Linked DNA regions of Homo sapiens: region 2 is linked to region 1. Evidence: chromatin contacts called from ENCODE Hi-C or POLR2A ChIA-PET data. All regions are on one chromosome and are shown on one strand. The core of a region is the stretch at or near the end of the contact, and the rest is flanking DNA. Distances in the headings are between cores, read along the strand shown.

Region 1 (2,884 bases), core at 165-2,664:
GCTCCGCTTGTGACTTTTCAATGGAGCACTTATTTTAGTAGCACACTTAACCCCATTAGAGGTTCAAATCTAAACCTTTTTCCAAGCAAAATTCCTCCAAGCTGTTAGAAACACCTTAATACTTATCTATATCTAATATCAAGGAAGTTATCTCATGTATGGGTGAGATACATAAATGTAGGCAATAGTTTTCAGCCCGATTGCTCTGATGTGAATTACTGTGACCAATTTAGCAATAGAAGAAATCTATGTAAAGAACTTCATAACGAATATATAGATTAAACTTAATGTATCACTATCATCATTAGAAGGACAGGGTATGGATTAAAGGCCAGACTATCTCAGAAAATATGCCAGTCTCCCTTAAAATAATAAAAAATACATCTCTTTTCCAACTCATCTAAGAATTCCCTCCCATTCTGTTCCTTTAATTATATTTTTATTAAGTAAGGTCTTTATTATACTTTAGTACGTTTTTATGTTCCTGTCTTGTTTTTGTTGTCTACCTTTTGCTACTACCTTTTAATACACCTTGACTCCTGGGCTCACAAAACAGAACACCCATTGAATTTACTTACAGATTGAGCACTTCAAAAGACTCTAGTCTTTGTGCTCCTGTTCAGAACCATTCAAAATATGGATGAGTTTCCAAACAGGAAGGAAATGGAATATGCTAAAAACTCACAGTTTTGTGTGTAGTCTGTAGCCTTAAATCATCCGAAGTACCCCAGATCCTGCACACCAAGGAGTGCCATCCCACTGTTTTGTCCAAATGAAAGAGAACCCCCTCCCAGCATTTTAGAACTTGGACCTGGCATGCCAACTTAAATGCAAATGGTCCCTCAAACTCAGATTTGCTGCGAGATCCATTTTTAAGTAGACTATGCTCCCTGCAGACCAACATGCAAATGGTGCTCGAGTATACGTAAGAATCACAGAGGCAACGAAAAGACACCAACCATACCTATTTTCGCAGCCTCCACTTTCAGGTTGAAATCCCAGTTCCTTGGCAATTTTAGGGACATTTTGCTTCCAGTTTAAGTGAGTAGTTAGTGAAGCGGTGAGTCTGTCACAGTTTGCGCCCTTCTTGTCTTTTCACTCTTTCCCTCTGTTTTTGTGTCTGTTTTTGTTCCTCCTTATGATTGCTTCACAAGCAATCTTAGGCTTGAGGCTGATTTGCCAACGTGTCTCCTCCTTTCTCTTAGATGAAAGGTCCATCCATCTGTCACTGGAGGATGGCACCCAAACTCCCCCAGCCTCCACCCTCAGTCCCACAGGGGCTAGCACCCTGCTTTTCTTGCTTTCAGTTTTACCAGAAATATCCCAGTTGACACTTCCCTCTGCGTCATGGGAAGCAAAGCTCCTTTTCGAAAGAATCTCAGGCCTTACTGAGTTGAGGTCGTGATAAACAACTGCTGCCTCTTGGTTTTGTGTGTGTGTGTGTGTGTTTCTTTTTTAACTGTCTGCTTCCTTGCATTTGAGGAAGTGGGTGGCTGTTCAGTGAAGATGATACATTATGAGCACTCTTTCTTGAGAAAATGGTTTTTGGAAATGCTTGAAAAACCAGAATGGTTGCTTCTGTTATAAAAGATTACAGTTTTAATTAGAAGAAAATGTCGAAACTCCCATCATCTACTTCAACTCTAAGCTCTCCTCTTCCTCACCTAACGGATCAAGCATCCAAAAATGGTCAGAAAAACAACAAGCATTCCCCCAAAGTTATCTTCTTTTAAATTCTTCCTGCTGTAAGGACCATGTCGCAAGCTCTCCAGGTGCTCAGGATAAAGTTTGCAAGTGATCTCAGCCTGATGTAGGGAGGGTTTTGATGTATTTGGCTTAATGAAGCAACTTAAGCTAGGTCGACCCACTCACATATCCTAAGGGTTCTTTGGCATTGTACACAGGGTGTGGGCTTTAGAATCAGGGTGTGTGGGCTGTATACATGGTGTGGGCTTCCATTTGCTAGCTCTTCAACTTTTGAACAAGCAACTGAATCTTTCCAGACCTTAATGTCCTCATCAGTAAAATGGGGTTGATAATAACCACAACTCAAAGGGTTTTTGCAGAGGAATCTAGTGCAGAGCTTGACACAGAGTGGTTGCACCACACACATTAATTCAACCTTTATTCTATTCTATTTAGTTCAGTTCTGTGACAAGCTTTCATGTTTAACTGGGTCAGCCTAACCTAGTGCTTAAGCATTTGGGCCCTGGAAACAGATCACTGGTAGTCAAATCCTGGCTTTCCTGCTGTGGGACTATGGACAAGTTTCTTGACCACTTTGTGCTTCAATTCTTATCTGTAGATGGGGCAAATAATAGGGCTTACTTCATAGGCTGTTGTGAGGCTTTAGTAGAAAAGCCAGTACAAAGTGCTCAGAACAGTCACTGCTAGCCAGCATCTAAGCTGCACGCCTTGCTCCATTCATTCTCCAACTCTCCTAGATGACTCTGTCATACTTTCTTCTTCACCTGCCACTTGCTTACTCTTACTGACGACCTGGGTTCCCGTTTCATTGAGAAAATCAATGTAACTGAAAGAGAATGTCCACAAGCTTCCCTCACTCTATCTGCTCACCTACCTGCATGCAAGCTGTATCCCTGACCTTATTCTTGGTACAATGGGTGAACTGGCTGTTAACACTCTCCCATCCCTATTGCATCATCAATTTCTTCTCTCTCTTTGATCCTTCCTGTCAGCGTTCAAACTTACTATTTTTTATCCCATAAAAAATCTCTCTGGATGCCACCACCCCCTTGGGCTAGAGTCCCATTTCTCTCCTTCATTTCTGAACCAAGCTTTAGTAAGAATTGTCTAACTTGCAAATATCTCTCCTCTTATTCTCTCCCGAATCCCTTGGTTGATGTTTTTGCCCCTATGACTC
Region 2 (2,884 bases), core at 143-2,642, 55 kb before region 1:
GGAAGGGGTCCAACGTTAAACAGAATCATAGAGGAAGGCCTACTAAGGTGATGTTTGATCAAAGACCTGAAGACGGTAAGGGACCAAGCCATGCAGCTACCTGGGGAAAGAGGATTCCCAGCGAAGGAAACAGCAAGTGCAAGGGCCTGGAGGCAGGAACACGGGTAGGATGTTTGAGGAGGCTGGTGAAGCTAGAGTGAAATGAGCACGGGAGAAGGTCAGAAGGGAAATGCGGGAGGGGAGGCGGTGGGCAGACTGTGCACTGTAAGATCATTATAAAGCCTTGACTTTTACTCTGAGTGAGAAAGGAAGCTATCAGAGAATGTTGAGCTGAGAAGAATCTTGATAAGACAGGTTTAACAGGCTCACTCTGGCCGCTCTGTCGAAAACAGACTGTAAGAAGGCAGGGGTGAACGTGTGGAGATGAGTTTCAAGGTTAGTGCTGTAATTTGACAAGAAAGGATTCCATCTCCTTTGGGGTGGTAGTAGTGAAGGTGGTGGGAAGGGGGCAGGCTCTGGTTGGAAAAAGAAAGTTTCACAAAGGGCTAGAAAGAGGTGGCAGCCACATGTCTCAGTGACTTCACAATATTTGGGAGGCATGTCTTTCCCATCTAGTCAACCCACGTTAGAGATTCTTTCCAAGTGGTAATGTGCTGTGGCAAAAGAGCCCTGGCCCTGCCCCTCACCTCCTGGGCCCACGGGACACGTCATTTGTCCCTTTAAGGCCAACATTCCCTAACTTACAAATAGGAAGAACAAATGTCTGATTTGTCCAGTGGCCTCAAATGAGACTCTATACTGTCTTAAAAATGCCCTCACATTCCGGGATCTATGATTTTGGTTAGTAACTTTAAACGTGGCTGGGCACGGTGGCTCATGCCTGTAATCCCAGCACTTTGGGAAGCCGAGGTGGTGGATCACCTAAGGTCAGGAGTTCGAGACCAGCCTGGCCAAAACAAGGTGAAACCCTGTCTTTACTAAATATACAAAAATTAGCTGGGTGTGGTGGCACATGCCTGTAATCCCAGCTGTTCAGAAGGCTGAGGTAGGAGAATCGCTCAAACCCTGGAAGCGGAGGTTGCAGTGAGCCGAGATCATGCCAGTGCACTCCAGTCTGGGAGACAGAGTGAGACTCCATCTCAAAATAATAATAATAATAATAATCTGAGATGCTGTATCAGAGGCAACACTGTTCTTTGAATAAATAAGTGCTGTTGCACTCTGATTTCCCCTTCGCTGGACTTTCCACCGCCTACAGGACTCATGCTTGACTTGCTTCTCAGGGTGGTGGTCTCGGGGTGCGGTGAGGGTGAAATCCCCATGTGTATCATGACAGAGTACAGCAGTTCACTACGGCAAGGCTCAGCCAAGCATCACAGTAGCCACAGAACCTAGTGAAAGTACACGGATACCATTTTGACTCAGAGAGCAGGTGCATGATTAGGCAACATCCACTACCCTTGTCTATGCAGATAGCTTAAAGCACTGGACTGGAGAAAACAGAAAAGGGTGGCTCACAATCTCATAATCCAGCGCAATAAGGATGGTCACAGCTAAGATTTTCCAGCATGTGGCCTAATTATGTACCTGCAGGTCATGTGCTCCCAGAGAAACAGACAGGATAAAATCAATGCTAATGTCCCCTTTCTTGGTCCCAGACTCTTATAAAACCTCTTGGCAGTTCCTGCTCTTGGTTGCTTTGAGAAGCTAATGTATCTAACCAGCAAATCTTTCTTGGTTGTTTAACATCATTGGATACAATTTCTATTTGTAACCAAATAAATGCTGAAATGTATCAATTAAGATTCCAGGCCGGGCACGGTGGCTCACGCCTGTAATCCCAGCACTTTGGGAGGCCGAGGCGGGTGGATCACGAGGCCAGGAGATCGAGACCATCCTGGCCAACATGGTGAAACCCCGTCTCTACTAAAAAAAATACAAAAAAAGATTAGCCAGGCATGGTGGCAGGCGCCTGTAGTCCCAGCTACTCAGGAGGCTGAGACAGGAGAATGGTGTGAACCTGGGAGGTGGAGCTTGCAGTGAGCCGAGATCACGCCACTGCACTCCATCCTGGGCGACAGACCAAGACTCCGTCTCGGAAAAAAAAAAAAGAAAAAGATTCCATAGCAACTTGGGGAAAATGCTTAAGCCATTCTGAAAAAAGTGTGTAGATGTAAACAGTAGATGAAAGATAAACATAAAATGCCTCTGGTGGAATATTTTTTCTTTACTTTCCACAAAATTATTGTGATATTCTTGAAATTTCTGAAGGAAGCTGTAGGCCAATGAAATAAATATTTAATATTCAAACTACGAAAGCCTCCCTAAATAATTTCCAAAATAACAGGCCACACAGTCAATACATAACTATATATTTAAGGTTATCTGGAGTTGACACAAGTAGGCGTGCTCCTAAAAAGTTGAAGGAAAATGTTAACTTGAGAACTCATACCTGTCGGTTTTTTCATATTTTTATAAAGGCAGGGAAACTTACTAGATTCACGTGTTTGTTAATTTCAGATAGTTTTTGCATCCGTTTTCTTTAGTCAGGACCCTCCTCAAATGTGGAAACATCACCAGGATTCCCAGAGAGCTCAAATTCTTGAGTTGTGAAACCCAGAAAAGTGTTGAATGCTGAACTCACTGTACACCTGCAAGACTTCAGACACAATTCCTGAACCTTCCCCAGTCTGATCATCCCTCTTTTGGACAGTAGCTTTATTTTCATGTGCTGACTTATGCAGTCTAACTTATGCTTTCAGCATAGCTGTTGCCATCAGTTCCCAGAACCAGGCAGACTCGTGGTGCTGCATGAGCCAGTGCTGCTGGGTACCCGGGGTCAGCTTATCCAACCCATTCATTTTACAGATGAGAGTACTTTGGC

What was found. Hi-C counts contacts between places; a loop is a spot of excess contacts on that map. ChIA-PET counts read pairs that join two places held with the same protein, here RNA polymerase II (POLR2A). Pooled maps may share reads with other maps.
Region 2: a map of B cell shows a loop between it and region 1 (5-fold over the local background). The contact joins the enhancer-like site here to the promoter of ARHGAP25 in region 1. A Hi-C loop is called at or near these places in 3 of 168 maps with a recorded cell type or tissue (B cell, CD14-positive monocyte and CD4-positive, alpha-beta memory T cell), 24 of 37 single-sample maps with no recorded cell type and 12 of 50 pooled maps. POLR2A ChIA-PET finds 5 or more read pairs at or near these places in 16 of 52 experiments (CD4-positive, alpha-beta T cell, CD4-positive, alpha-beta memory T cell, H1 and 10 more).

What each region holds. Positions count from the first base shown.
Region 1 is chr2:68,733,341-68,736,224 of GRCh38, reverse strand. ARHGAP25 (Rho GTPase activating protein 25) reads right to left here and starts at 1,414. Exons shown (of 11, transcript NM_001007231.3): 1 at 965-1,414. The coding sequence starts at 1,025.
Region 2 is chr2:68,788,264-68,791,147 of GRCh38, reverse strand. All of the region lies in intron 4 of ARHGAP25 (Rho GTPase activating protein 25), which reads right to left. Among named protein-coding and RNA genes, the nearest start is that of LINC01888, 42 kb to the left of the region's middle. RefSeq lists an enhancer at 1,214-1,273. Within about 2 kb of position 1,392, at least 4 of the 41 ENCODE cell types and tissues checked have a DNase peak (open chromatin) inside an H3K27ac peak, as active enhancers do; they include B cell and OCI-LY7, where a contact is called at or near this core.